Linked DNA regions of Mus musculus: region 2 is linked to region 1. A link is a loop called in an ENCODE intact Hi-C map of the cell type or tissue named here. Cell type or tissue: left cerebral cortex. All regions are shown on one strand. Links, peaks and the distances in the headings refer to the core of each region. The heading gives the core; the rest is flanking DNA. Region 1 holds the start of Rorc (RAR-related orphan receptor gamma). Region 2 has its middle 8.7 kb from the start of Snx27.

Region 1 (15,151 bases), core at 4,276-12,275:
TCGTCTCTGGACTTCTTACTCTATGGCTCTCCTGGTAGTGCTCCATCTGGACCCCTTCCCCCTTGACCCTCAAACCCATCGCTTATTTCCTACATTCCATCTATTCCTTGTTTCTCTGGCCTCACTCTTTGGTGTGTCATGGTCCTAAACCCTCTCTGCTCTGACCTCTCCCAAGTAGGTGGTAACTGGAATTCAAAGGGGTCAGAAAACTTGGATATATTTATGTGTATGCATGTGTTGTGTGTGTGTGTGTTTGCGCGCGCGCGCGTGCATGTGTGCATAAAACGCAGAGCTACCCAAGTGTATCCCTCAGATACTATTGGGGCTGTTGCCCTCTGCTTCGGCCGACCTGGGGCTGTTTCTGTGAAATCGATCTGCCAGCTTTTGCTGCGGAGGGGAAGAAGCCAGAAAAGAACCACGGCTCCTACTCCATTTTAGGACTTTTGGTTCTTCTCCTGGTCCTCTTGTCTCACCAAGGACTATAGTCCTGTCCCATGCATGCAAGTGGAATCCCAACTTGACCTTGTATACTATAGGGGTCTATTCTCTTTCACCCATTAGGGGACGAGGGGGTCTCTTTGGTCTTGGGCTCTTAGAACTCAGAGACTCCCATGCTTGGCATTTATTTTGTGGCTGGAGACCAGAGATCAGCGGCTTGCCTCAGGTGACCCTGTGTTAGAACCTGCTCACTAGCCTTTCAGTCCATGGGCCTTTCCAGGACTCAGTATGGCCTCCCCTTTTGTGGCTTGTGGAAAGACCCCAGGTTAAAGCTGGGGCTTCCTCAGGCCTCAGGGTAACAGGCTTCCCTTTTCCTCACTCACTGTAGACTTTGAGAGGTCCTCTGGCTTCCCTTACATGAGCAGGGAGGATCGGATCCCCCACATTGCTCAGCTGGAAGCCTAAAGGGCCCCTGACATCTGCCCAGCAGCTGTGGGCCCATGGTTTCAAGCAGGGAAAGGAGTGAGACCAAGGTTTTCTGCTCCCATCTCTTCTTGCTATAGATGATCAACTGCACCTGAAGCATATGCAAACACACACACAAATATACACATAGCACACACAGAGCAGTCCCTAGCTGGATTGTACTGAGCCATCAGGCCCTGGTATGAGTGTGTGCGTGTGTGTGTTTAAGGTTAGGGAATCAGGGAGATGATGAGTTCTGATCCCCACTGCCTGCTGACCTCAGTTTACTGTGACTCCTGCCTCAGGGTACAGCAGTGCCTGCAGTTGGAGGCACAAAGATAAACTCTTCACTAGGAACAAGGAATATAAGCTGTGGGTCCTAATGTCTACCAGACTCCACCAGCTCCCAGGCCCTAATGGTGAGCTCTTCAGTGATGCACTCCCCTCTTGGGTCTTGGTCTCTTTGTAAATCAAAGGGTTGGACCCTTGGGCATGCTCAGTCTTCCCAGAACTTCAGAACTTATGTCAGGAACTCCTCAATAATTTGATTACCATTGCTGCCAAGGAAGCTGCCAGGGAAGAGTAACTCTCTTGGGACTCCACCCATCTCCCAGCAGATCTTGACCTTGACTGGGACACACCCTGCCAAAGAGGCACGGTTTCCAAGATACACTCCTATTCAGCGGGCCTAGGAATGGTGACAGGACCCAGGCTCCCCCATGACCGGATGCCCCCATTCACTTACTTCTCATGACTGAGAACTTGGCTCCCTGTCCTCCTCAGTAGGGTAGCCCAGGACAGCACACAGCTGGCAGTGGAGGTGGGGTGAAGCCCTCTCAGCGGGTGCCTCAGCCCTTAGATCTGCACAAAGCTCTCCCCCAGTGTTTCTGGGCAGGGGGGTTTAAGCTCTGCTCCACACAGGTGGCCAAGTGACAGCCCCCCAACCCCCAGAGGTGCATTGGGTATGATGACAGGCACCCCACGTGGCCAATCTGGGTCTGGGGCAGGGTGTGAGGGGCGGGGCAGCCAATCACAGGGGGCGTTGGAAAATTCCAAAACCACAGCTACAGCCGCGGTAAAAGCTGTTTCCACTCGCCAGGGGAGTTCTAGCTGGGGAGCTTCGTGGAGCTCATGGGCAGAGGCCAGGCTCGAAATCCCCTCTCCTGAGTACCCCAGGCCCTCTTCACCAAGTGACATCAGGGGTAGGGATGTTCCAAAGGTAAGTAACAGGAATCTGTCTTGGGTGGTGTCTTGTGGCACTGAGACCCTGTGGACTGTCAACAGCCATAACCAGTGTGGTACAACCGGGAGGCTGCCCTCACCACACCCAAATTCCTCCTACACATGATGCTATCCTGGGCTGAGGAAACGATAGCGGCAGTATCATCAGGCAAATACCCTCTGTAGGATCTGTAGGATGGGTTGGTCCTTCAGAAAGGCCTTTGGAAACAAGACTGCTAGTCTGGGACACAGATAGTGACACTACCATCTTCATCCTCTTAGCAGCAGTGCTTAATTCAGTGTTGGGAATGATTCAGCTCTGTGTGGACTTCATAATCCCCATAAAATACTTTATGTGATAACTACCATTCCAAAGACAAGGAAGGTGAGACACAGAGAGATTAAGTAACCTGCTCAAGATCACACAGTAGTGAATGGTTGAGTAAGGACTTATGGCCAGGTAGAGTGACCTCAGATCCACTGGAGGGATAGAAGGGTATCTCTGGTTCAGGTTTGCATTCGAGTGTGTCTCAGACTGGCCCGTCTCCTGGCACTTGAGTTTCTCTTCAGGTTTTGTTGGTGTGAGATTTCTTATTGATGGATTCATTTGTTTTCCATCTGCTCTGTGGGGTACCTCAGCCTTGGAGGTTCCTCTTCTGGCCCCTTAGTCATTCGGTCCCCTCTTGGTCTGGGTGTGCCCCCGGGTTTCTCAGCTTGGACCCCTTTCTTGAGGTTATTTCACTTGGGAGGCAGTTTTTATTGTCTTGGCCTGGGGTTGGGGCCAAGACAATAAAAACTCAAGGAGCTCAACCTCCTTGAGAGGTCTTCAATCTTTCTGGTTAGTAAAAAGCTCTCTCTGCGAGCTTGGGAATTGGACATTGGATGGATGAGGGTAACTAGCCTGGATCCTCAGGAGGACACATGGTAAGGGTTAAAGGATGGGAGGCAGGTCTAAAAGCTTGGCTTGGTCTCTCCCAGTTTCCACTCTCCAAAAGTCCCCCTCTACACCCCCAAGTGTGGTCCCTGGTCCCCTCCCCCAGCTTGCCTGCGTCATTCTGACTCGCTTTCCTCCCAGGGCCCTGCTCAGCGTTTCCGTGGGGCCCTGTGGCTAGTGCACAGGAGGCTGATCAGGATTATGCTGAGCCAAGCAGCTCCGACCCCCCCCAGGAGGATGGAGCCCCAAGCTCAGGGAGGAGGGATGCTGGGACAGGAAGGCCACAGATGGCTTTTGTAGTGGGGACAGATTGGTGGGCAACCAATGAGTATGTGATGGAAGAGTAGAGGTGACCTCCTCTGATGAGATTGTCACTATTAACTTAATGACCATGCTTGTGGCTTTTCCAGAGTGCCCCCAAGGTGCTGAGGGTATGCACGAACCCCTGGGGAGGACTTTGGTGGAGCGGGCACATTTTGTAGGGGAATAGCTTCTCTCTATGTGGCTGGATTGGGGGTGCTGCACTGGCCTGAGACAGATGTTTACTTGCAAGTGTCCATTGGGAAGCCCTTCTGGAACTCTGGTCTCTTCCTCGTACACTGCAGTCTGAGGATTTCGGGTTCCTGTCCACTCATTCTTACAGAGACAAGGCTTTCCTACTCTCTAGCTCTGCAGAGCCTCTCTCCAGGCTTGCTCACACCTCAGAATGTGTTAACCACAGAGATGAACACCAAACCTGGCTCTGCCACCACAAAGCCCTGGGCACGCTCCCAGGCCTCCTATTGTGGCTGCTGAGTTCTGAGGCTGGGGTGGCCTTCACCTCCTCCCTGGTCAGACACAGCAGCTGAGCCTCTGTCCAGCACCCTGCCCTCCTCTTTCCCAGTTCCCCTTTTCTTTCTATGCTTGTAACTTGGCACCCCTTGGGCTTCTTTTTTTTTTTTTTTTTTTTTTTTGGTCCTGGCCTATAAGCCTATAAGTCTTTCCCTTTGGCCCTTATCTCTTGGGCTTTGCAGTCTTAGCCTGATTCTTCCAATTCTGTCCAGTCCCGGGTGTTCTTTCACTCATGCCTCCTGAACTGAATGCTTTTGCCATACCCCGTGCCACCTTCTTGGCCCAAACCCCTACTCACAGGTGTGGGTCTTCTTTGCAGCCAGCAGCTCTGTAAAGAGAAGGAAGGGATCAGTGAATAGTTGAAGATGTTAGGGGAAAAGCCAAAGACTTCCCCAGTTCCTGGCTCCTGCCCTGCCCCATTTTTACCCCAGCACTACCTGGCCTCTGAGAAGCTGGGCCCCTTGGCAGAGCCCATCACTTTGCCCTTTGGCCACACTGGCCCTCTTCCAGGTCCTGAAAGTGCCCAGCTCCTCTCTGCCTCCAGGACTTCCTCATGTCACACTCTACCCTCCCTCCCCCATTTAGCTAGATCTCAGATGTCTCTCTTTTCCTCTGGGGCAGCCTCCCATGCCCTGTCCCCTGCCCTGGGGTTTACTCAGCCAGCACTCTGCATTGTTTCCTGGCACTTGACATAACAGACAACTGCCCTAGGTATGCCATCATCCCTTCTAGATTGTAAGCCCGTCTGGAGACAGAGCCTCTGTCTGTCTTGTTCAGCTTGTTGCTCTGGGGAACAGCAAGAACCCTCTAGTATCTGGTGCATTTGACGTACACACATATTCTGCACCCAGAGGGAATGCAGTCTTTTGGTTGCTTATCTGTGCCTGAAAGCAAGAGGGAGCTGCAGAGGTGTGGGGCTGGGAGTGCATGGGGAGGGTGGGCGAAGAGGAAGACAAGGAGGGCCGAGCTGCAGATAGACCCTCTCTGGCCGCCACTGTGCTTCACCTGCCCACAAGCCTGCAGAGGGAAGATCCCTTTGCCTTGCTGCTTTGCTCGTGGATGGGTCTGGGTGGAGATCAGACAGGAGGAGGCACCCCATGGTTCGTGGAGGTTTACAGAGATGCTCTGCTGTCCAGGGGAGCAGCAGCTGAGGGGAGAGTCATGGTTACTGCATAGTTACAGGGCTGTTTACATATCTGGGATGAAATCAGCATGCAGTCAGTATTTGGGAAACACCTAGAGAGGGAGCCCTTGGCAAAAGAGGCCGCAACCCATTTCCTATATCCAGGGTGCCTAGGGCCAGTCTTCTGTTCCAGAAAGCCCATTAGCCCTGTCTGTAATGTCCCTAACCTTTGATTCCTTTCTGTTACTTTTTGCCTTCTGCTGTCCAAGCCTGGCACACATGTCCTGTCCCTCCTTCACTGTCCCTCTGCCAGGAGATGCACTCTGCAGCCAGGCTTCCTGCATTTCATTGCCGTGATAGTAAATGGGGCCTGGTAGCCTGTTCCCCGGGTGGGGGAGGGGAAGGTCTGCCCAGAGAGGGTGTGGCTTCATGCCATGCCCACCTCCCTGCTAATCCTGTCTGGCCCTACTCAGTTTCCTCCCTGACGTGGCACCCTTGTCCAGCCTCCAACTTTGCAATTCAGAGCAGTCTTGCATGGGGACACTCCCCTTGTTGGCCCCCACTCCCACTCCCACCCCGGAGCCTTTCTCTAGTGGCCCTAGAAGCTGGCACTTCTGTCGTTCACTCTCTCTAGGTTCCCAGCTGACAAGCATGGGAGGGAGGGAGGGGATGTCCTGTTCTGAAGGGCTCCCTCCTCACTCCATCGGGGGACTGTTCCCCAGTTCCTTTCTGTGCTCCACAGGTGCCTCACACAGCAAAGATAAAACTCCGTGCTCGGACCAGCTTGAAGGAAAGCGTGGGACTGCTGGGCTAGAGCAGCTGGCATGGTGCAACTGCATCTTCTCTCCCAGGTCCCCCACCCCCAGCCCCTGCGCCAGAACGGCAGCCACTTGTGAATGAATAGGAAGGCGGAGAGTCACCCTTCCAGCCGCTGCTGCCCAGGGTTCTGTGGCAGGCAGGGAGGGGCCTGCTCACACCTGGGAGCCAGCCCCATTCCCATCCTCTCGATCAAGCCTCCCTAACACAGCTCCTCCCTCCTGCCCCCACTCCAACCTGTCTCTTCCTTCTTGCCCTCCCCGTCTTCCCAGGTCTCCTGCTGTTACCCTAGGCCCTCTTCCTGTCCCCCCCCTACAGTTATGTAAAGACTCGGTCCTACCTCACCGCTTTGCTCTGTCTGCCAGTCCATCTCCCCTCTGCTCACCTCTCTTCTCCCCAGTTCTTTCTTTCCCAGTCTCTTCGCCTCCCTCCCCTCCTCTGAGCCCCCTGACAGTCCCTTCCACCTGCCTGCAGGGCTTTAGGGTCTCTTACCCCGAGATGTCCGGTGGTGTCTCTGTGGGGCCCTGTCCATGGGGTAGCTCCCTTGGTGCCGTCCTTGCTGCCCTGGCTGCCCAGGAGGGCAGGGAGCAGGGCCCAAGGGAGGGAGGAGGGAAGAGGGAGGGAGCACCTGGCCCGTCAGCAGGCAGGGGAAAGGAGTGGCTGGCAGAGTGTCCTGGCACAGGAGGGGACTCAGGGAGAGAGCAGTGGACCAGTGTCTGGAGTCTTGAGGAAAAACAGGTGAAAGGGAGCTAGTACTTATTAATTACCTACTGTATGCTGAGTTTTTGCCAGGCCTTGTAGGTAAATCAGAATTTTTTTGTTTGTTTTTTGGAATCCCACATGATAACCCCCTACAGGCACGAGTGATTATTCATAATCATGAACCAATTGCTGCCCAGAATAGAAAAGACTTGCCAGGAATTCACAAGGGCAATTCGTGATTGAGTTGAGATTTGAACCTGGTCTCTGTAACTTTTTTAGGACAGGTGACAGAATAGCAAGAAAGGGAGGCAGGAAGAGTGAAGAGAAAAGACAGCCTCTGTGTGTGTGTGTGTGTGTGTGTGTGTGCACTCTGATCTCCAGGATGGGATCAGATATACTTCCCTGCAGCTTGGGTTCCCCCAGCACATGTCTTGCTTTGCCTCTCTCTAACTCCATGCTGCCCACCTCTGGATTTTCCAGGCTTCTAGATGCTTCCCATACTTCTGGTGTGGTGGGGGGAGGTGTGGAGGAGGAAGAGCAAATTGAGAGGTGAGGGGTGTTGGAGGGAGAGCAGAAGAGAGCAACTGCACTGGACCAACAAGTTGAGAGGAGGGAATCCTCCCCCCTCCTCCCGGTTCTCCCTTCCCCCTCCCCCACGACCCCGTAATTCTGTTCACATAAAGGCCTGCACTGGAGTCTGAGAAGGACCAAGAGCCAAGACTTCTGTGAATATTGGATGCCTCAGTTCGGCATGTCCTCTGCCCAGAGTTTGATTAGCTGTGCCTGGCTTTCCTGCTTACCCAACAACCGCTGGCTAGGGGCCAGGCTGGGAGCAGGAGGCTCCCAACCCCTCCTCCTGCTTTCTCCAGCTGGTAAACAGCAGGGCAGGAGCCGGCCACGCCAGGGCCTCGTGACTCGCCCACTCCCTCCACCTGGTGCACGTGGCACCTGGCGTGGAGAGGGCAGGCAGCTGTCCCTTCGCTCCCAGCATTCCATTCTCCACCGTTGGCCCTCCGTGGAGCTTCACACTGTGCAACCAGTAGCACCCAGTGCTCTAGGGAGCTGAGTCTCCTAAGAGTCAGAGACAAAGATTAGGAGGAATAGCCGTTCTTAGCCCCAGGGAGACTGAAAAGTGTAGGGGTGTAGGGTGACTTTTGAGGGCCTTTGAGGCTTTGACTAGTCCTAAGTCCTTTATATGTATACATATATGTGTGTGTCTGTATAGGTGGGTGTGTGTACACGTGTGAGTGTGCATGTCTGTGGAGGATAGAGATTAAAATTTGATGTCTGCCTCAATTACCTTTTACCTTTTTGTTTTGTTTTGTTTTGTTTTGTTTTTTTGAGACAGGGTCTCCCATGGAACGGAGAACTCGCCATCTTGGTTAGCCAGATTGGCAAGTGATTTCTAGGGTTTCTACGACCCCATTGTTGAGACTACAAGTACCTACCTACCTATCTACCACTGTACCCATTTTGTGATGTGGGTTCTGGGGGATTAAACCTTGACCCTTGGGTAGGAGAGATGGCTCAGTGGTTAAGAGCACTGACTGCTCTTCCAGAGGTCCTGAGTTCAATTCCCAGCAACCACATGGTGGCTCACAACCATCTGTAATGGGATCTGATGCCCTCTTCTGGTGTGTCTGAAGAGAGTGATAGTGTGCTCATATACATAAAATAAATAAATCTTAAAAAACAAAAACCAAAAAACCAAAAAACCCCCCAAAACCCTTGACCCCAGTGTGTTTGTGGCAGTACTCCACTGACTAGGTCATCTCTGACTTCACGGTCTTTGGTGGTAAACAGGCCCATGTATACTGTTCTTCTCAAAACACAATGCCAATCTGGAGAGCTTTGAAAAGAGGCAAAGTGATGGCACCCCTACCTAGGAACAGAGTCAGAAAGAGGCTTCTGGAAAGGTTAGGGCACTCAAAGGATGGGGACCTTAATGGCCTGCCTCTATCCCAGAGCTATCCCCTCCTGCTCTTCTGTGCTCCTATCTGCCCATCACTGCTCAGTTTTCTGTGCCTCACCAGCTCGCTTTCATCTCCCTTAGTTATTGTTCTTCTTTCTTCTTTTCACTTATCTTTTTTTAATAGTATGGGTGTTTTGCCTGCATGTTTATTTGTGCACCATTTGTGTGTTTGGTTCACTATGCAGGAAAGAAAAAGATATCAGGTGCCCTGGAACTGGAGTCATACATGACTGTGAGCCACTGTGTGGATGCTGGGAATTGAACCTGGGTTCTTCTGGAAGAGCAGCCTGTGCTCTTAACTGCTGAACCCCGCCCCTCCTCTCATTTTCCTAGGGTGACCTCCAACTCACAACATTGCCTTGGGTGTGCTGGGGTTACAGACCTGCATCGCTGACCAGGTCCTTTTCTCTTGGTGATTATGGGTCTTAAGACCTTCCAGATGACCCCTCCCTCAAGCTAGAGGCACAGGGTGGAGGCCCCTAGGGATGCTTTCAGATGCCACACAGTATGGCAGTGGCAGACACTGCCTGGCACTGTCAGAATGACTGTGAGGGCTCAGGAAGCGACCGGGTCCTGGCTTGAGAGTGGCTTTCTTCTAAGCTACTCTTTCATTTCAGCATTCGAGACCTTCATTCCTACGTGTTGCTAAGATGATCTCACTCAGTAGTCCAAGATGGCCTTGAACATTCATGGCTATCCAGTTCCTTCAGCCTTCTGAGGGCTGGGATTACAGGCATCATCCTACCCAGCTTTTGGCCCTGCCTCCAGCATGGGGGGGTGGGTGATTAGGGTGGGGTTCCCTATTCAGACTGATACTGCCACCAGAGAGTTCTCTGTGCTTCCAGCTATCAGGAGATCACGCCCACAGGAGGAACTGTTCCAACAGCTTCAACTATTTGTTCCTCCCACAGTGGCCATAGGGTGAGTGTACAGCTGTCATCCAGTGTGACCTTGGGATTTACCGGGCTGGTAAAGCTCAGAGTAGGTTGTGGTGATTATGCCCCCTGGGTGTTCTTGCCTGACCCCCACCCCCACCCCCAGCTCCCCACCCCTGGCTTGCTGTAACCAAGGCTCTTTTCTGTAGGAACAGTGCTTTCTAAAGCAGAGCAGGGGCTATTTCCTCCTCAAATACATTCTTTTTTTTCTTTTTTTTTTTATTAGGTATTTTCCTCGTTTACATTTTCAATGCTATCCCAAAGGTCCCCCATACCCACCCCCCCCAATCCCCTACCCACCCACTCCCCCTTTTTGGCCCTGGCGTTCCCCTGTACTGGGGCACATAAAGTTTGCAAGTCCAATGGGCCTCTCTTTGCAGTGATGGCCAACTAGGCCATCTTTTGATACATATGCAGCTAAAGACAAGAGCTCCCGGGTACTGGTTAGTTCATATTGTTATTCCACCTATAGGGTTGCAGTTCCCTTTAGCTCCTTGGGTAATTTCTCTAGCTCCTCCATTGGGGGCCGTGTGACCCATCCAATAGCTGACTGTGATCATCCACTTCTACAAAACACCCATAGAAGGAGTTACAGAGACAAAATTTGGAGCTGTGACGAAAGGATGGACCATCTAGTGATTGCCATATGCAGGGATCCATCCCATAATCAGCTTCCAAATGCTGACACCATTGCATACACTAGCAAGATTTTGCTGAAAGGACCCAGATATAGCTCTCTCTTGTGAGACTATGCCGGGCCTAGCAAACTCAAATACATTCTTATGCAAGGAAGAGGCTGATAGGGATCAGAGAATCACTCTACCCCACGTGCCCAGTCCTCTTATCAGGCCCAGGAATCTCAAAGCAGGGGGCAAACAACCTGGAGGTGGGTGGTGGCGGCGGCTTGGAAATGGGGAGCAGTCACCAACTCTTCTTTCCCTTCCTCCCCACCCCTTAAAACCGCAGAAACCACTTAAAGCTCAGCACAGTCCTGTCCTTCCAGGGAGGACCCAAGGCAGCAGGTAAAAAGGAAACCTCTGGGGTTTGGGCAGCATGCAGAGGCTGGCTTGGCCCAGAGGGCGCCATCTTTCACTGGAGCCTCTCTACTGCAGTGCAGTAGAGACTACCTTTCTTTGAGCTTCAGGCTTACGGAGACTTCAACTCCCCAGAATGACTTGGGGAGTGGATGAAATCTTGGCCATTAAAAAAAAAAAAGACATTGCAAGCTCTTTGGCACATCCGTGGTTTCTGCATCCCCGTTGGTACCTATGTAGAGCCCCAGTATGGAGGAGTAGCGGGAAAGATGGACTTTAGCCCTACCCTGGAACTGCTTATAGCTCTCATTTCCCAATTAACACTGAGGTGGGACTGGAGGTGGGAGGATTGAAAATCAGGAGTGGAGGGCTGGAGATGGAGCCCGAGATTCAACCTACAGCACCTCATAACGTGACACGGTGGCAGGGCTTTACTGTATGTCTAGCCTTGGAAGGTAGAGGCTGGAAGAGCAGGAGGAGTTCACTGCCATCCTCAGCTGGGTAGGGAGTTTGAGGCTAGCCTGGGCTACATTAGAGTATGCCTCAAAAACAATTACGAGGAACAAAATTGGGAGGTCTGGTTTGGGGGACAAGGAAGACTTTAACAGTGTGGTTTGCTGGGTGTCACCCATGCGCCCTGAATCCTGTCACAGCTAAAAAGGGGGAGAACCATGGTGCTGACCTGCGTTGGTGGCAGTACTGTGCTAATGGCGGTACTTAGAGGCCTCAGCTCCTTGCACACAGGATGGGTTCTTAGGCTTCATTTGCTCCCATGGTATGTATCTGAGACTGGGGGACTCGGTGTACCTGTCTGAGCCCCGGGGGCTGGGAATGTGACAGAACATTTTTTTTGGGGGGAGGTGTTTTCTATCTCATAGACTCCCCAAATTCCTGGGCTGGGTTGTGGCAGAGGATGTTGGTATAGAGTCGCTGTTAGAAGCCTTCCTCACAGCCAAAGCCAATCCTCAGGCAAGTTTATTTAACCTCTCGGATCTCTTTCTGCCTTTGTGAACTGGTAATGCCTACTTTACCCAGTGGTGGTGAGATAAGACAGCGGGTAAAGTGCAAGGCCTGGTACAAAGTACACATGGCAGCTAAAAAAGTATTTCAGGCCCTCCCTCTCTTTTCCATTCCTGTAATTTTGCCTCCCTCCCCTTTCTTACTTTACTTTTCTCTACGGCCCATCGCCAGCTAGTTCTTTACTGATATTTGTTCATTTTCTGACTCACTTGATTCCTGCGTTTGTTTTCAAGCCTGCTGGCCCCAGTGCCTGGCATCCTATAGCACCCACCATTGCTGGAGGAACTGATGAAGGCGGGCAAACTGACCTATAGACATCCTTCCAGATACTTCCAAGTTGCATTGCTCACTAGGGATTGTTATGAAAGAACTTGAGGGCCGATGTACACACAGAGCACAGCACAGCACAGCACAGATAGAGCTTGGGGAGTGGGCGGACTTCTCAGAGTTCACAGGTTTAAGTGCGAAGTGCCAGGTTGTGAAGTGACTGAAGAGCTATTATCCCGGGAAGAAGAAACCCTTCAGGCTTTTAATACAGATTTTAGAAGTTACATTATATGTGTGTATTGGTCTCCTTCCACCAAGTGGATCTCTAGGATTAAACTCAAGACTGTCAGACTTCGTGACAAGTACCTTGAGTCATGTCACCTAGTTTTCTTCTTTATTATCTGTCTAAGGGCGAAGGTCATGTTGAATAACAACTGTACACTCACCTTAGAGGCAGTTGCCAGGAGGAACTAATGTTTGAAGCTGTCCATCCTACCCATTGATCAGGTTGCTGTCAGCACGGAGGATTGTTTGGTCAATGCTGCCATCTGGTGGACAACTGGAGCAAGGTTTCTTTGGCCTGGGGATTGGTGGTGGGAACCTAGTGGAGGTAGAAGGAGCTTGAGAAGGGTGACTTGTGTGTGTGTGTGTGTGTGTGTGTGTGTGTGTGTGTGTGTGTGTGTGTATGTGTAGCTGCCCCTGCTGAGATTTTTGTTAAGAAGAAGCAGGTCCTATACGGGGACAATTGGCACCATGGGAAGTGAGAAAGGCTAAGAGGAAGGAGGAAGTGGTCTAGGGCCTGCTGTGTACCTGCCTTTCTCTATCCCTCTTCCAAGTCTGGCAGGAGGAACAAGTTCCCAGGAAGGAAGAGGCAGAGAGAAGGTCACTGCTGACGTCAAGGGCTTTCAGGTAGGAGGTAAACACAAGATGACCCACTTTTATTCCACTGTCTTTCACCTTCATCTTCTGGCTGGAGTAGCCTTTTCTGGCATCCCTGATAACAGCACTCACTCCTTGATAGTATCCTCTGTCCCAGATCCCAGTCCCTATAATCCCAAGTACTTATGGGTACCCAAGCACTATTCTGTGCTTCTCCCCTGGCCCCCCAGCCCCTGTAGGGTGTCTGTATGTCTTGGAACTTGCTCTGTAGACTTGAACTCAGAAATCTTCTTGTCTCTGCCGCTGAGTGCTGGGATTAAATGTGTTTGCTAGCATACCTGGTTTACTCTTTGGTTCTTGACTCCAGCCATTCTTCCTGCTCCTGCACAGGTGCACAGGTGTATGGACTAGCCAGAGGGAGGCAGGAAGGGTTAAAGGGCACTGTGTGTTTAGTCTGTGCTCGCCTGGCTCACTCTTAAGGTTCAAAAATTTCATTTGTCTTTAGGACAAATATTGATCTAAGGGGTAGGAAAGGCCAGTTTCTTCTCTTCAGACACAGGGACCTTTAGGAGAGGGTGGCTTTCTGCTCTTGCTGGGGTGACACCAGGACTCAAGGGCTCTCTGAAAGCGCAGGGTTTTGTTAGACTCGAGGGACCTGTGATGGTTAGTTTTAATTGTCAACTTGACACAGTCTAGAATCTCTTGGGAAGAGAAAAGTCTAGATCATGTTGGCCTGTGGGTATGTCAGTGGGGGATTCTCTTGATTGCAATTACTTGATGTGGAAGACTGACCCACTGTAGGTGGTTCCATTCCCTGGCTTTGGGTCCTGGACTGTGGAGAAACTGAACTAAGTAAGCATTAGAAGCATGCATGCACACATTATGTTCATTTCTCTCTCTGATCTTTAATTTTTTGTTTTGTTTTTTGAGATAGAATTTCACTACACAGGCCTTGCTGGCCGGGAACTTGCTTTGTAGATCAAACTAGCTTCCAATTTTCAGAGAACTACCTGCCCCTGCCCTCCAGGTGCTAAGATTAGAGGCATGAGCCACCAAGCTCTGTTATTATTTTGTTCTTTTTTCCAGACAAAGTTTTTTTTTTCTCTTCTTTTTAAAAAACACATTTACTTATTGTGTATACAGCATTCTGCTTACATGTGTGCCTGCATGCCAGAAGGGGATCAGATCTCATTATAGATGGTTATGAGCCACCATGTGGTTGCTGGGAATTGAACTCAGGAAGAGCAGCAGCCAGTGCTCTTAACCTCTGAACCATCTCTCCAGCCCCAGATAAAGTTTCTTTCTGTTGCCTTGGTTATCCTAACTCACTCTTTAGACCAGACTGTCCTTGAACTCACAGAGATCCACCTGCCTCTGCTTGCCTCTGTATCTAGAGTGCTGAGATTAAAGGCATGTGCCACTCCCCCTGGGCATTACACACACACACACACACACACACACACACACACACACACGCACGCTCATATGCACGTACCCACCCACCTGACCTTTATAAGCCACAAGAGGGCATTAGATCCCCTGTAACTGTAGTTTGATAGGCAGTTATGAGCTGCCTGATGTGGGTGCTGGGAACTGAACTTGAGTCCTTTGCATTTAACCACTGAACCAGCTCTCCAGCTTGTATTGTCTCTCTCCCTGCTCCTCACTGTGGAAGTGACTAGCTGCTTCAAGTCCTGGCAATAACTTCTCCACAATGGTGTACTATCATCTAGAATTGTAAGCCAAATGAACCCTTTCTCCATAAAAGCTGCTTTTGTGTGTGTGTGTGTGTGTGTGTGTGTGTGTGTGTGTGTGTGATGGGGAGATAGTTTATCACAACAACGGAAATAAAGCTAAGACAGGCACCTAGAGCCAACTCAATCTAGGACTCTTGAAGCAGACTCGCTTGGGGATGGACTCTAGGCTCTCCATGTTTAACAAGCACTTCCAGGGATTCCGGGTCTCAAGCACTGCTTAAGGAAGGGCTGGGTGGAAAAGACTTGCTGCAAAGCCTAGAGTTTTTGGTGCCCACTGGAAAGCATGCAGCTAGAGACAAACTGATGTTTTATTAACAAAAATAAATACATGCCGGGCAGGTGGCAAGGATGAAGTCTGCAGACCCAGTGGAAACCTCCCAAGAAAGCTGTGGTGTCTATCAGTCTACAGGCTGAGATGAGTAGGTGCCAGGGAGGACCCAGGGCCTAGACCTCCAGCCAGTGGGGGCAGCAGGGCGATGAGGGGCGTCTCACATTCCCCCAGCAGCACGTCCCTGCGCAGCCCCGCGCCCCTGTCCAGCACTTTGGCCCTCAGACTGCGGACGGCCAGATCCGGCGGGCGCAGCCCCTCGAAGAAGAAGTCTTCGTTGAAGATAGGGTTGCAGCTGCTCTGGACCACCCGGCTCCGCTGAGCTCCAGGCCTAACGCGCGGCTGCAGCCGCAGAATCACGCAGCAGCCGCCGCCACCGCTCCCGGGGCGGGTCCGCGGCCGAGGCAGCCCCTCGGCGCTCACCAGGCG
Region 2 (15,151 bases), core at 6,879-14,878, 220 kb before region 1:
GATCCCAGCACTCGGGAGGCAGAGGCAGGTGGATTTCCGAGTTTGAGGACAGCCTGGTCTACAGAGTGAGTTCCAGGACAGCCAGGGCCACACAGAGAAACCCTGTCTCGAAAAACCAAAAAAAAAGACGACCAGCAAAGCCCACCAAAGACTAGAAACATCCTCTCACACAAGACAGCTTCCAGAAAAACATCACATGACGAACTGAGTTTCCAAAGAAACCAGAAATTTCCACTTCATGAAACCTTGTCTAACAAAAGAAAAGAAAAGAAAAGAAAAGAAAAGAAAAGAAAAGGGAAAAAAAAAAAAAAAGACTGTGGTTACAGTTCAGTTGGTAGAGTTCATCTTGCCTAGAGCATAAAGCCCTGGGTTTAATTCCTAGTGCTGCATACAACCAAGTGATGAGACACGTTTGAGGCTATGGTATGTGTTTCAAAAACAAAGAAACCCCCCACAGCTTATACCTGTTGGGAATCATTTCCCCCTCCTCAAAGGGTGCCAGACACTGTTAATCATTCCTACAGTGCTCCCTCAGCACCTGGTATGCAGTCTCCCAGAGTACCTCTTTGTCCTTCTCTCTGCCTCTAGCCCAAACTTGAGAAGTCCTAAAGGGCAGTGGTTATTTGTCTCCCTATCCTAGTATTGGCCCAGTGCCTAGTGGCTTGTGGGTACTGGACCCACATTATGGGAGTGTAGCCACCTCTGCTCACTAACAGGATGTTCTATGAGGTGGCTGCCCAGGATCACTGAAGAAAAGATAACCACTCCTGGAAGGAGCCCTGGGGCACTTGCCTGGCACCAGGAGCGGAATGGAGAAAACTGAGTGCTAATATTGAGTGCCTGGGCACTGGAGGGTATATGCCATTTAGAACTGATGGAGCTGGGTGGGGTGGCAGGCCTCTGTAATCCCAGCCATTTGGGAGGCCCAGTGCTTATATGTTCCACACAAGCCTAGGGTACATAATGAGAACTTGTGTCACAAACCAAAGCCAAGTGTCAGATTAGTGGTGACATAGTGAGTTCCAGGCTAGCCAGGGCTTATGGTCTCAGAAAACCAAACCACACCTGAACCAAACAAAGAGACCACTTGGTAGCAGCTGATTGAAATCTATTTTAACTTTAGAAGAAGATTAAATGCAAGGATGAGTGTGGGTGAGCTCCAGGGCTTGGGCTTGAGGGACTGGGGAGACCATAGTCAATAATACTTCCTAGAAAAATTGTCTGGAATTACTAGATTGAGATAAATGGATGATCTATAATTGCAGATTCACAGACTGGAGCAGGCCAGGCCTTTTGCTCAGCTCTGGGCATGGTGCACAGGCTGAGTTTCAGTAGTGTCCTCCTGCCCCCAGAGTGGGTGTTGGGGTCAGATTCTCCCTGCGATTCTTGGTTGGCTCGCAGAGCTTTGCCTCATGTGTGAACTGCTGAGGGACTGTAAACATTACTACATATAAGATGTCAGTAAATAAACTTTTCAAGAGCCGCCAACACCCACTCAGGCTTTGTGCCTGGGCTTCTTTGTGGTTTGGAGTCTTCCTCTCTGCCTCCCAGTCCCAACAGCTCTTAGCATAGATAAGACATGAGCCAGCTGTGTTGAAAGAGGACAGGAAACAAAGGAATAAAAGAACAGGTGACCTTCAAGGGGAATTGGAAGTGGACATGGCAGTTGACCCCACTCTGTAAACAACATTCCCTTGCAGTGCTTTTAGTATTGTTATTATTATTAATTATTATTATTTAAAATCTTTAAGGGAGATTCTTGAGTTGGGTTTTAGTCAAAAAAAAAAAAAACTTTGGAAATGTAACTGAGCGAGGTCATACCCACCTGTTATCCCAACAACTGGGGGACTTAGGTAGGATAACTTGAGTCAAAGAATTTGAAGCCATTAATAAACAACCCTGGGGCTGGAGAGAGGGCTCAATGTTTAAGCGTACTGGCTGTTCTTCCTAGAGGACCTGGGTTTAATTCCTGGCAATCATGTCAGGCAGCTAACAATCATTTGTAACCCTAGCTTCCAGGGAAATTACATGCCTCTGGCTTCTGGTGGCACGTGTAGTCATGTACACATTCACATAGAGAGCTCCCACACATACATATACGTAAAAATTAATTCTATAATAATAATAATAAGTCATATGTCTCGGTTGGTTTTCTACTGCTGTGACAAAACACCATGACAAAGCAACTCATAAAAGCAAGAGTTTGTGTGAGGCTTACTGTTTCAAAGGATTCGAGTTCATGACCATCATGGCAGAGAGCATGACAGCAAGAAGGCATGGTGCTGGAGCAGGAGCTGAGAGCTCACATCTTGAGACACAACCTCTAGACAGAGAGAGCTACCTGGGAATGGCTTGTCCCCGGAGACCTACCTCCTCTAACAAGGCCAAAATGTAGAGATGGTTTGGGAAATTTGATTTATTTGAAAAACACAGAGCTATTATAAGAATATACTTTTGCTTTAACCCCAGATGTGGGATGTGGGGCTGCTTCAGAGTGTCCAGCTTACTAGCTTTGCCTTGTGCTCTAGTAGGGACGTGATTTTGCCAGCTGCAGATAGTTTCTGTGATCATGTGACATTTGGAATTCTGGGGACTTTTCAGAGGGTAGATAAATGCCAGGGACCTGAGAGGTGGAGGGTTGTTGGTTGGTTGTAGCTGTTGGTCACAGTGTGTTCAGGAGTCATGTGCAAGACGAAACAAAAAGAAGAAAAAAAATTAGCTATCCAGACAGTGAAAATCAAACTCCCTCTAAGAAACTTGATGCTCCTAATCAGCAGGAAGTAATCTAGTGATAAGTGCGGGAAGCGGGTGCAGCCACATGAGCCAAAATGGCGCCCTGGCCCATTATCAGGCCCTGTGAACCCCAAATGTTTACTGCCTTGCCCAAACATGTGCAGTGAAACTGCATGCATAAGCTGCCTGCCAAGCTAGACTACTCCTCATGATCTGCCAGCCTATCTGTGACCAACCTGAGCTCATGCCTGGAGCGTGTGTGATTCTGATTGGATGAGGTGGTATGGAGCAAGATGAGGTCAGTTGCCGTGACTATATGAGAATTTCCCTTGCCCTAAGTGGAGAGAGCTGTAAGTGAAAGAGCTGCAAGTAAAAGAAGAAGCTGTTGTGTGAACCCGACTTGGTGTCCGTGTAGTTCTTGTCTCTGTGGGTCGGAGACTGCGGCAAGTGGTGGCCCGTACAGGGAAATTTAGGCAAGCAAAGGCAAGTGGCCAGTTTAGAACCTCTTTAGTTAAATTGTAAGAGTCTGTGGCTACCTCTAAATTCTGTGTTTTTATCTAAACAATATTAAGAACACTGCCAAAAGCCTTTTTTATTATTTTATTATTTGGAATTTTAACTTACAAAAATTATTCTACTCTGTCAGAGGCACATGCCAACATTTATTGTAGTTATTAGGGCTAATGTGGAATGTTTCATACATAATATATGTCAACTATTAAATGTATATTTCATAATTTTAATATCTTATAATATATTGCCTGCATTTTTCCTGGCGTAGGTTAAGTCTGTTTTTTTTTTTTTTTCCAGTTAACCTTATTAGTGGAAACGCTGGCATTAACTAACATCCAGAGCTGTGATACCAATGAATTTATTGAGATGAAAATTTATGACCACATAGGCAAATATTTATTGACTATTTAGTCGGTGAGAAGTCTGTAAAGATGTATAAAATTATTCCTGTTCTTAAAGAAAATGTAAAGATGATGTAATGAAAGTTTCATTTTTGAGAACTCAGATTCCCCCAAAAGTCTCTGTGCTGATCCCTTTTTGTCTTATCTTCTGAGCGTTGTGCTCTGCAGTTATATAAGTACTGAGCATTCCACTTCGCTGCAGTGTATCCCACTTCTTAAGTATTTTCTGAAGACTTTTTGTTAGAGCTTCTCTTAAAGTCAGTACAGTGAATGGTGGTCCCTGTGTGGTGGTCCCAGTGCTCACATAGGTGCATGCACACAGGAGAGAAAGGACCTGCTGTGACAGTACTTTGTTACAACATACAGTGTGCCCCTGCAGCAGGTGCTTCTAGTTGTCTTTATTAATAATCATTTTAAGCGATTGTCTCTCTTCATGAAGGAGAAAATCTGACAGGTTCCCCGGAAAAAAGGGGACGGAGCACTAAGGTTCTCGGGAATAGAGACGAAGGGAATTTCAGCAACATGGGTTCAACTGCGTCTAAAATGAAAGTAAAAATGGCGTTGACCCAGCTTCTTAAAAGAAGCAGTATTAACATGAAAGCAGAGTCGGTAGACAGATTTCTGGACACCCTGTCCAAGGAAGCTCCATGATTTTTAGAGGAAGGGTATATTAATCAACAGTACTGGGAGTGTTTGGGAAGAGATCTCCAAGCTTCCTATATGAAGAACCCTCTACCTGTAGGGATGGTAACTCAGGCTGAGTCCCGAGTAGCCCAGCTAATTCTTAAGGGTATAAAGGTGGGGCTAGGAGATTTTGGTAAACAACCTGATGTAAAACAGATTGAGGTACTTGCCTCCACTAATTGGCTTCAGTTTATCGTAAGAAATCCTATGATATACCCCAGAATTACCCAGACTGAGCCAATCCCAGGTGCTGTTAATGTATTTACTGATGGATCCAAAGGCGGCGTGGGAGTAGTTTATGTTGAAGGAAATCAACCCCAAGCTCATGTATTTCCCTATCAATCTGCACAAGCTGTTGTTGGAGCAGTTAGTATTTGCTTTCTGCATTACTCATATGTCAGGAATGTGTGTAACCTCTGTTCAGTATCAGAATTTTTCCAGAGCTGCAAATCTGTCGCATGTTGGTGCGATGCTGCTAGGAAATTGGAGTCATGATCTCTACACAAAGATGAAGGAATTTCGAGCATCGATTGTTGCTGTGAACAACACCCATGTGGAGATTTCAACTGCAAAGCAATGGCTGGAGATCATCCAGGGAACTGTGGGATTCTTAAAAAATTGGGGAGGGATGGCCTTTTGGGCGTTCCTGCTGACTGTTGTGTGTGGAGGAATGCTTTGGTGGATGGCACGTATGCGAAGGTGGCACAGGGCTGATAAACGAGCCTTAGTGCAGGCTATGGCAGCCTTGGAAGCAGAAACATCCCCCCAATGTTGGCTCAACATGCTGGATCAGTAATCAATGACGGGTAAGACCCTCACGTGCGCATACCAACCTAAGACAGGATGGCGAAAGTGAGTTTGTCACTCCCATGACGGGTAAGGATGTGGCACAGATGGGGCAGATGCTGATCCCAGAGCTACTAATAAAACAAAAAGGGGGAGATACGGGAAGCAGGTGCGGCTGCATGGGCCAAAATGGCACCCTGGCCCATTGCCAGGCCCCGTGAACCCCGCATGTTTACTGCCTTGCCCAAACATGCGCAGTGAAACTGCATGCATAAGCTGCCTGCCAAGCTAGACTACTCCTCATGATCTGGATCTATCAGCCTATCTGTGACCAACCTGAGCTCGTGCCTGGAGCGTGTGTGATTCTGATTGGATGAGGTGGTGTGGAGCAAGATGAGGTCAGTTGCTGCGACTATATGAAAATTTCCCTTGCCCTAAGTGGAGAGAGCTGTAAGTGAAAAAGCTGCAAGTAAAAGAAGAAGCTGCTGCGTGAACCCGACTTGGTGTCCGTGTAGTTCTTGTCTCTGTGTATCGGAGACTGCGGCAGATAAGGTCATCCCCTTTCTGACCCCTGTCTTTAAAGATTCAAGGATCTCTTTCCTCTGATCCCTACCCTTTCCCCGCCCCCCCTCTCTTATTTAGTGTTAGGGAGTTGAAGAGTCAAGAAGGATGAAAAAAAAAAAAAGGAAGAACCCACAAAGAGGCTAAGACCAGCTACACAATACCCACCAATCTTTCCCAAGCATGTCCACCAACTGGGGACCGAGTATTAAACATAGTCTCTGACGACCATTCCTATTTGAACCACCACATCCTAGCACTCAAGAGCCAGAAGCAGGAGGTTCAACATGAGTTTGAGATCAACCTGGTCTGCACAGTGAATTCCAGGCCAGCCAGTCTACACAGAGAAACTATGCCAGTAAATACATTTAAAAATAAATTAGTTAAACATGAAACCTGACTGAGGATCTGAGGAAAGGGGGTTGGGAGGATAGAACAAAAGTACAAGGCTGGGAAAAAGCAATGGGAGATGCTGGGACGTGCTTATCTTCATGGGTAAAGGCCGGTGAGGTTCAGCATAGAGGGCTGTTAGAGACAACCATGAACTAATAGTTTTTGAGCTTAGCATAATTCTTTTGCTTTGGATCTTGAGCATCTATCATGGCTTTCCCTATGTAGTTCAGGTTATCCTGAATCATGTTGTATAGATCAGGCTGGCACAAACTCACAGAGGTCCACCTGCCTCTGCCTCCTGATAAAGTCTCTCATTATGTTAAGTTATATATAACACAGATTTTCCATTTAGCCAATTTTAAGTGTGTGGTTGTGGCATTATTTTCACAGTGTTGTGCAACCACCCCACCTCACCCATCTCCAGAGTTCTTCCATCTTTCCCAATGTAAACTCTGTACCTATTAAAATTCCTTCTAGCTTCTTTGTCCCTCAAGTGCTTGTGACTGCCATTCTACTTTCTGTCCACACCACATACAAAAATAATCACATACTATACCTTGGATTTGTATACTATAATTTTTATATTGTCTTTCATAACTAGCTAATATCATTCAGCATCATCTTCAAGGTTTACCCTGTTATAGAATGCATTTCTTTTTTTTTTTTAAATTAAACTAGGGCTGGTGAGATGGCTCAGTGGGTAAGAGCACTGACTGCTCTTCCGAAGGTCCTGAGTTCAAATCCCAGAAACCACATGGTGGCTCACAACCACCCTTAATGAGATCTGACACCCTCTTCTGGTGTGTCTGAAGTCAGCTACAGTATATTTATGCATAACAATAAATAAATCTTTTTTAAAAAGATAAAAAAACTATTTTTCATAAGAGTGCCCTGCAGCTGGGCGGTGGTGGTGCAAGTGCAGGCTTAGATTTCTTAGGTTAAGAGCTTCAACCTCAGCGGGGTGTGGTGGCGCACGCCTTTAATCCCAGCACTAGGGAGGCAGAGGCAGGCAGATTTCTGACTTCGAGGCCAGCCTGGTCTACAAAGTGAGCTCCAGGATAGCCAGGGCTACACAGAGAAACCCTGCCTCAAAAAACCCAAAAAAAAAAAAAAAAAAAAAAAAAAGAGCTTCAACCTTCGTTCTAGCCCACCACCCACCAGAGGCAGTGGAAAGGAAAGGCTAATAGAGGAAAGGCGGATGTGGACCTGTTTAGAAATAGTTCTTTGGGGTGATTCCAGTCTTCACTGTCAGGATATCAGCAGTTCAGGTCACACAAATCAGCAGTGGTGGCTCAATCCACTCGCAAACACCATTCATGCATCAGCAACAACAGTTTGATCCAGAAGAAACCACAAAGCACTCTCTGCCCATCGGCCTGAGTTCACAGGAGCAGCTAGAAGCCTCCAGAACACCACCAGCAGGTTTCTGGTGCATTTCTCTCTCCGAAGTCATGACAACTGATGATCAGTAAAGAAGGCAAAGTAAACCAATGCTACAGCATCATCAGTGAAGACCTGTCAGTCAGCAGGGCCCAACAAAACCAGCGAAGAATAAGTAGCAAGGCAAGTCAAGGCCATAGCCTCACCCACTGCCTGTTATTTTTATAACCTTTCCGAGCATCACATGTCCTCTCAAGCATCTGCTCCATCAAAGCATCACATGACCTTCCCTCAGGCAGCTTCTAGGAAAACACCACGTGTCTGTTCTCAGCAAAACATCCTCCCACATGTCTGCCTCAACAAAAACATCCTCTCATAGGACAGTTTCCAGAAAAACATCACGTGACCCAATGGAGCCTCCAAAGAAACCAGACATTTCCACTTTCTGGATGCTTTAATCCCAGCACTCAGGAGGCAGAGGCAGGCAGATCTCTGGGTTGGTTTAAGGTCACCCTGGTCTATAGAGCAAGTTCCAGGACATAGAAAACCTGTCTCAAAAGAGAAAGAAAGAGGCGGGGGGGGGGGGGGGGCAATAAATAAATAAATAAATTAGAGTGCCCTGCAAATTCTTTCTTTTCTTCCTTTTTTTTTTCCAAGACAGAGCTTCTCTGTATAGCCCTGGCTGTCCTGGAACTCACTTTGTAGACCAGGCAGGCCTCGAACTCAGAAATCCGCCTGCCTCTGCTTCCCAAATGCTGGGATTAAAGGCGTGTGTCACCACTGCCTGGCCTTTTTTTTTTTTTTTTAAATATGTCGCTTTGCCATCTTCCCTGATGGTCCAGTGACCCGCTGTGGGACAACAGCTACTTAGCTGCCTTTTTTTTCCCTTCATATATATAAGCACACTGTAGCTGTCTTCAGACACACAAGAAGAGGGCATCAGATCCCATTACAGATGGTTGTGAGCCACCATGTGGTTGCTGGGAATTGAATTCGGGACCTCTGGAAGAGTAGCCTGTGCTCTTAACTGTTGAGCCATCTCTCCAGCCCAAATTCATATTCTCTCTCTCTCTCTCCCTCTCCCTCTCTCTCCCTCTCCCTCCCTCCCTCCCTTCCTTTCTTTTTTCTTTTTTCTTTTCTTTTTTTTTTGGCTTTTAAGTGAGTTGGTTTAATTCAAAGTGGTACAGAATTCAGAGTACAATGAAGATGGAACAGTAGGCTCTGGTGGGATTACAGACTGGGTTCACTTTAAATTCACAGCTGAGGTAGGAATTACTGAACGAGCCATTGCATTAGTCACTTTATTCATTTTTTTTCTTTACAAAAGTTTATTACAATGTACAACATGCGCCAAGATAACACTCCATTCTAGCTATTAGGTGGCTGTCTTAGTTGGGGATTTCTATTCCTGCACAAACATCATGACCAAGAAGCAAGTTGGGGAGGAAAGGGTTTATTCAGCTTACACTTCCACATTGCTGTTCATCACCAAGGAAGTCAGGACTGGAACTCAAGCAGGTCAGGAAGCAGGACCGATGCAGAGGCCATGGAGGGATGTTCTTTACTGGCTTGCCTCCCCTGGCTTGCTCAGCCTGCTCTCTTATAGAACCCAAGACTACCAGCCCAGGGATGGCACCACCCACAAGGGGACCTCCTATTGAGAAAATGCCTTACAGCTGAATCTCATGGAGGCATTTCCCCAACTGAAGCTCCTTTCTCTGTGATAACTCCAGCTTGTGTCAAGTTGACACAAAACTAGCCAGTACAATGGCAAAGATGTTATGACAGGGAATCCAGCTGTTTAAATAGGAATGGAAGAGGAGGGTCACCATCACCCCAGATGTGAGGAACAGCTTACTTTTTGCCAGATTTCTTAATTCCACCTGTGGCCAGGGGGCCCTTCCCGGCGGCCTTGGCTTTTAGCTGCTCGAGTTTCTTCTGCTCCTCCTTTTGTTTCTGCCTGAAAGCCTTATCTTCCTCGTCCATCTCCTTGGCCTGTTCTTGGGCTGTTTCAGGGGCTTCTTTTTGCCACCTTCCAGGCCTGACATGGAGCCTCCAGCCCCTTCTCCAGCCCCTGATCCTAAGCCAGAAACGGGGCTTAGAAGCCTGCACTTATGCTGCACCTCTCCCTCCCTCCCTCCCTCCCTCCCTCCCTCCCTCCCTCCCTCCCTTCCTTCCTCTCTTTCTCTTTTCCTCTCTTCCTCTTTCTTTCTTTCTTTCTTTCTTTCTTTCTTTCTCTCTCTCTCTCTCTCTCTCTCTCTCTCTCTCTCTCTCTTCCTTTCTCTCTTTCTCTCTTTCTTGCTTTCATATCTCCATGGAGACGAAGTGGTGTCATGTGGAAGCGTCTCAAAGCCCACCCTTCTAACTTTTTATCTCTTCTTGCTCCCACCTTTTGTATTTGCAGAACTCCAATTTGAGTCTGGTATTCATTGGAAGCTATACATTCAGGGACAGCCCTACTCTTAGTGTCAGGAGACAGTCTTGACTCGTTTAAACTAGCCAAGGCAGTTGTGTTTGTTGTTGTCAATGGTTGGTTTAGCTTATTAGCATGTGAGACAGGAGAGAACACTAGGAAGGTGACTGCTGGGGAACTTGCTTGCTTTCCTTTGTGTATGAGTGTTTTGCCTACAGGTCTGTCTGTCTGTCTGTCTGTCTGTGCACCACTTGCTTGTCTGGTGCCCTTGCAAGTCAGAAGAGGGTATGTGATACTGTGGAATTGAAGTTGTGGATGGTTGTGAGGCATTATGTGGATGCTGGAACTCAAACTCGGGCCCTCTGCAAGGACCAGTTTGCCATTTTCTGGAAGCTTGCATTCAGCTTGGGAAGGTAAAGCCCAGCTAAATACTCTCTGTCATGTTCTAAACTGAGCTGTGCTGACCATAGATGCAGTAAGGAGTTACATTGATTTTCCTTTTGCTGTTTTTGTTACTACAGACCCAGCAGCTTAAAACAGCTGTTCTTCCTATTGGAGGGCTTGGTGTCAAGAGTCCATCTAGGCACAGCTTGTTTGGGGCCTCTATTCAGATTTCACATGGCTACAATCAAGGTTCTGTTAGGCGGTTTCTTTGTGGCACTTGGGTCCTCTTCCACGTGTCATGTGTTTGTTGGCAGAATTTCATGAGGATATAAGTTGGAGGGACCTATGGTCTTCCTATCCCCAAGAGCCACTCAGGTTCTGAAGTCCCCTGTTGCTTCACGTATGTGGGTTGCCTCCTAGACAGTTCTGAACCTTCCCCAAAGCCAGCAGGACCAGTCTTGCTAAGAAGCAGCCTTACTTGACACAGCAGAATCATGGGTGTGACACAGCTGTCAACTTTGGCACATTTTATTGCCCAGAAGCAAGTCACGGGTTCTACTTACCTTCAAGGGAGGGGGTTACACAAGAGCGTGACTCATTAAGGGGTCATCCGGAACTGTAGTTGCCTCAGGGATTTAGAAAAGGGAAATGTCAGAGAGAGTAGCAGTCTTCAGGGACACTGGAGAGAGACTTCAGCTAGGGCTTGGCCGAGGAGAGTTCAGAGCAGCAAAAAGGTAAAAAACATCTACAACCAAAAGGTTGTGTGAGCAGACATGCAGAGGTGGGGTTTCCACTTAAGTATCTCTGCTTGAAAAGGGTGATGGAACTCACTGCCCCTGCAGGTCACAGGATGTAGGGAGAATTTATCAAGATGGTGGACAGAGGAAAGAGAGTATCTGGCTTTGGTCAGAACACTCCAGTTCAAGGTTCAGTTCTTGGGTTAATTAGCAGGTCTGCTGTTATCTGAGCCTTTGTGAGGGTAAACTGGGCTCTGAGGTGGGATGTGCTCTGCAAACAATGAGTGGTCCAAGTCTGATACTGAAGACAGCTTTGCTGACTTCCAAGACTCCGTGTGTCCGAGTCCCCCGGTCTCTGATTCCTCTTAACTGATCTCTTTGCTCTTCAAGTCTTCTGCATAGTGGCTAGAGGAAACGTTTCCTGGGCAGCTTAGCTTAGAGTAAGGTATTGTCTACTTTACTCTGTCATTTGTCACCACCCAAAGGCTTCCAAACCTATGCAGTGGCCCAGACTCCAGTGTCCAGTCGTGACTTGACAAATTGTCTTGGGCTTCTCACAGGCTCTTCAGGTTCACTAGGCTCCAAGTGAACTCTGTGTCACTCCTCTTCCTTCTTGTACTGGGGGACTGTGTACCCTCACTTCCTCCCTGTGCCACGGTACCTGAGATCCTCCCAGGTTCTGAGCCTCTCCTCTCCCACACCTCCCTCCTTGTATCCCCTCTGCTACCGCCCTAGTTTGAGTCCCATTAATTCTCCCGAATCACTGCAACTGCTTCTTAATTATCTATCTCAGCTCACTCTCCAGACGTCCCGGAGCATGAACTTTTCTGAAGTGCAAGTTTGACAATGTGGTTAATCCATTCAAGAAGCATTCAAAGACCCCTAAAATCCTAGGAATGAAATTCCAATTCCCGGGCACAGACAATATCTAGTATCTTGGAGCCTCCCAAGTTCTAACTCTCCTGTCTTCCAACTCTGTTCTCCCGGCCACAGTCCTACTGAGCAGCACATTCCCACACTACACTGAGGTTCTTTCGGACCTCAACATCCCTCACCATCATTCTCTGTTGTGAATTTGTCCATGTATAACCACATCTCCCTATGCCCTCACCTCCAGATGCTTGAAAGTGTCTGTCACCTCTCTCAGTGTGATTTAACTGTTCTAGTTTTGTCTTTTGCTATCTTGACTGCTAGCCTATGAACTTTTAAGACATTTCACATAGCCCAGGCTGGCCCTGAACTCAGTAAGTAGCTCTGTGAGGCTGGCCTTGAACTTTTGCATCTAGTTCTCCAGTGTATATATGTATATACCATTGCATGGACTTGGCAACTTATTCTCTCTCTCTCTCTCTCTCTCTCTCACACACACACACACACACACACACAAGCATATACATGTACATTTTTTTTGTCATGTTGTTTTGTTTTGAGGCAAGGTTTTGCTGTGTAGCACTGGTTGTCCTTGAACTCTCTCTGTAGACAAGGCTGACCTCAAACTCACAGAGATCACCCAAGTGCTGGGATTAAAATCATGTGCCACCATGCCTGGCTAAACATATTTTTAGATGACATTTCTTTCTGCTTGTGTCTCAGTCAGGGGACATCTTGTGGAGTTGGTTCTCTTGGTGTCTCAGGGAGAGAGCTTAGGTTGCTAGCCTGGCTGGAGGCACCTTTACCACAGAGCCATCCCCATGGCCCTTGCTGGCCTGGCTGTAGGCTGCTTTACCACCAAACCATCACCTAGGCCCTTATTTTCTCATTCTTATTATATACCAAACTTGTCTTTCAGTTTGATCTTTCCTAAAATTCGTTATGTCTTTTTGAGGCAAGATCTCACTCTGGACTTGTGACGATTCCCCTGCCTTTCATTCTCAAGTGCCAGGAAAACAGGTATAAGTCCCCGGTGCTGGCTCATTTAGTTAGCTAATTAATTAGGTTTGTTTTTAATAAGTCAGGGTTCCCGTGCCAGACTGGCCTTGAACTTACTTAGCTGCCTGGATTACCTTGAACCTCAGATCCTCCTGCCTCTACCTGCCCAGTGCTGGCATTACAAGTGGTGTGAGAGCTGAAACCCAGAACTTCTTGCATGCTAGACAAGCAACGTGCCATTGAGCTATGTCCCCTTACTGGCTTTCATTTGACTGAAAGTTTGAAAGTTAGAGAAGAGTTAAAGAAAAGGAATAATGAGAAAAGTCTCTCTCCTACTCCTGTCCCCTGCCCAGCTGTCCAGACTCCTTCCCTATCAGCAATCTCTCCAACCAGTTTCTTGTATCTAAAGATACTGAGCTATGTGGTTCCCCGTTTATACACTGTAAGATATTACGTCTGTGCTCTGTCCTATTCTCGCTTGACTGGGCACAGTCTCTGTGAGCTCATTTCATGCCATACCACTAGGAGCTTCTTTAGTTTTTCTTTTTGTTTTAAGTGATGATGTTTTCCATTGTGGATGTATCATATTTTACCCAATGACTGTTATTAATCCAAGCTACTGTGACTATAAACAGTACTACAATGACCGTCACAAAAGTGTTATTTCCCAGGTGTGTGAGTGGAAACGGACTCTGAGGGGTGAAGAGGTTGCATGAAGGGCAGTGCAGTTTGACTCCCTAAACCTGTAGTCTGTAGCTATCTCGTTTATCTCTGCATCTCTCACCATTGTTAAAAAGCCTAGAACAGAAGGTACATTCAATTTGTGTGTGTGTGTGTGTGTGTGTGTGTGTGCGTGCACACATATGTATGTGTGTGTGCGTGTGTGCTGAAAAAAATATTAAAAAAAGGTCTCTTATAGCCCAGGATCCCCTTGAACTTGCTCTATAGCTGAGGATGATGACCTTGAACTTCTGATTTTTCCTAGGGCCTCCAAGTTCTGAGTGCTGGGAGTGTATCACCACATCTTGTTTTTATGCGACTAGGGATTAAGCTGGGCTTCCTGCATGCTAGGCAAGTGGTCTACTGACTGGCTGACACCCTTAGCCTCATTCAGTGTATCTATATGTATATTTGTTTATGTATATATGTATTTATATACGAGTAAGTACATTACAATTTATGTATATGAGTGCTCAATTTGCATGTATGCCTGCATGATGGAAGAGGGCATCGGAACCCATTGTAGATGGTTGTGAGCCACTATGTGGTTGCTGAGAATTGAACTCAGGACACCTGGAAGAGCAGCCAGTGCTCTTAACCATTGAGCCATGTCTCTAGCCCTCCCACCTTCAGTATATTTTTTTAATAAAAAATAAAGGCAAATGTTGTTTGTTTGTTTGTTTTTTGAGACAGAATGTTAGCATGTAGCTCCTGGTTGGCTTGCCTCAACTCACAGAGATGGGCTGGCCTCTGTGTCCCGAGTGCTGGGATTAAAGATGTGGGCTTGGCAAAAATAACTAGTTCTATCTGGGCATGTTGATGCACGCCTTTAATCCCAGCACTCAGGAGGCAGAGGCAGGCAGATTTCTGAGTTCAAGGTCAGCCTGGTCTATAGAGTGAGTTCCAGGACATCCAGGGCTACACAGAGAAACCCTGACTCGAAAAACCAAAAAAACCAAAAACCAAAAAACTAGTTATTTTAGCAGCAAGTTCTTTCCATCCAGTACTCAATTCAAAATAAATTATTCAAGTCCAAACCAGATTCCATCATTATGTTGAAGCAAAACTTATTCTATCTTTATTATTTCAGTATTTCAGAACTAACCAAGAGTCTTCATCAGCTTTGTTGTAAAACAAGGTTACTTTTATTCCTTTTGTTTATAATGCAAACCTTTCTTTTTAACCTTCATATGTATGCTCTAACTGTAGTGACTTTGTGTCTCCATTCAGTATGTTTCAAAATCTCTTAATCCCCCTATTGCTTCTTCTGTCCCTTGTAATCTTAAAAACTCTCCATGGCCAGTAAACTCTTTCAGGGGCTTGTTTGTTTTTATAAATTATCTGCTTCTTTTAGGTTCATAATTTTTTACTTGTGTAACCTCATCTACCAAGCAGGGACTGGGCTAGTGCTGTAAAGCGTTAATAAGTTCTAGATGTAAAGACTTGGTACATAGTCATGTTGAGAAAGGTAGTTCTTGGTGCTTCTCCTCTTCTTCTGCTGGATGCCAAGAAGGAAGACTCCTGGCTCGTTATCTCCAGGTTATTTCTCCGGTTGGGGGGTTGTGTTAATATGTCAC

Evidence for each region. Peaks named below come from ENCODE experiments on the same cell type or tissue, not always from the same donor. Only the 100,000 strongest peaks of a DNase experiment are listed, where the experiment ranks them.
Region 2: a loop joins it to region 1, with 4 times the contacts of the local background. A loop is called at or near these places in 2 of 42 quality-filtered maps.

Annotation. Positions count from the first base shown.
Region 1 is chr3:94,364,101-94,379,251 of GRCm38, reverse strand. It overlaps Rorc (RAR-related orphan receptor gamma), which reads right to left and starts at 6,458. Exons shown (of 11, transcript NM_011281.3): 1 at 6,321-6,458; 2 at 4,188-4,217. The coding sequence starts at 6,360. It overlaps Gm38411 (a long non-coding RNA gene), which reads left to right and starts at 8,229. Exons shown (of 3, transcript XR_867461.1): 1 at 8,229-9,423; 2 at 10,404-12,327; 3 at 12,595-13,717. It overlaps C2cd4d (C2 calcium-dependent domain containing 4D), which reads right to left. Exons shown (of 2, transcript NM_001136117.1): 2 at 14,685-15,151. The coding sequence ends at 14,798. In left cerebral cortex, for the core only: no CTCF peak of the experiment used is centred there; DNase peaks (open chromatin) are centred at 5,856 and 7,369; H3K4me3 peaks cover 271 bases.
Region 2 is chr3:94,583,814-94,598,964 of GRCm38, reverse strand. It overlaps the pseudogene Gm15235. Among named protein-coding and RNA genes, the nearest start is that of Snx27, 8.7 kb to the right of the region's middle. In left cerebral cortex, for the core only: no CTCF peak of the experiment used is centred there; no DNase peak of the experiment used is centred there.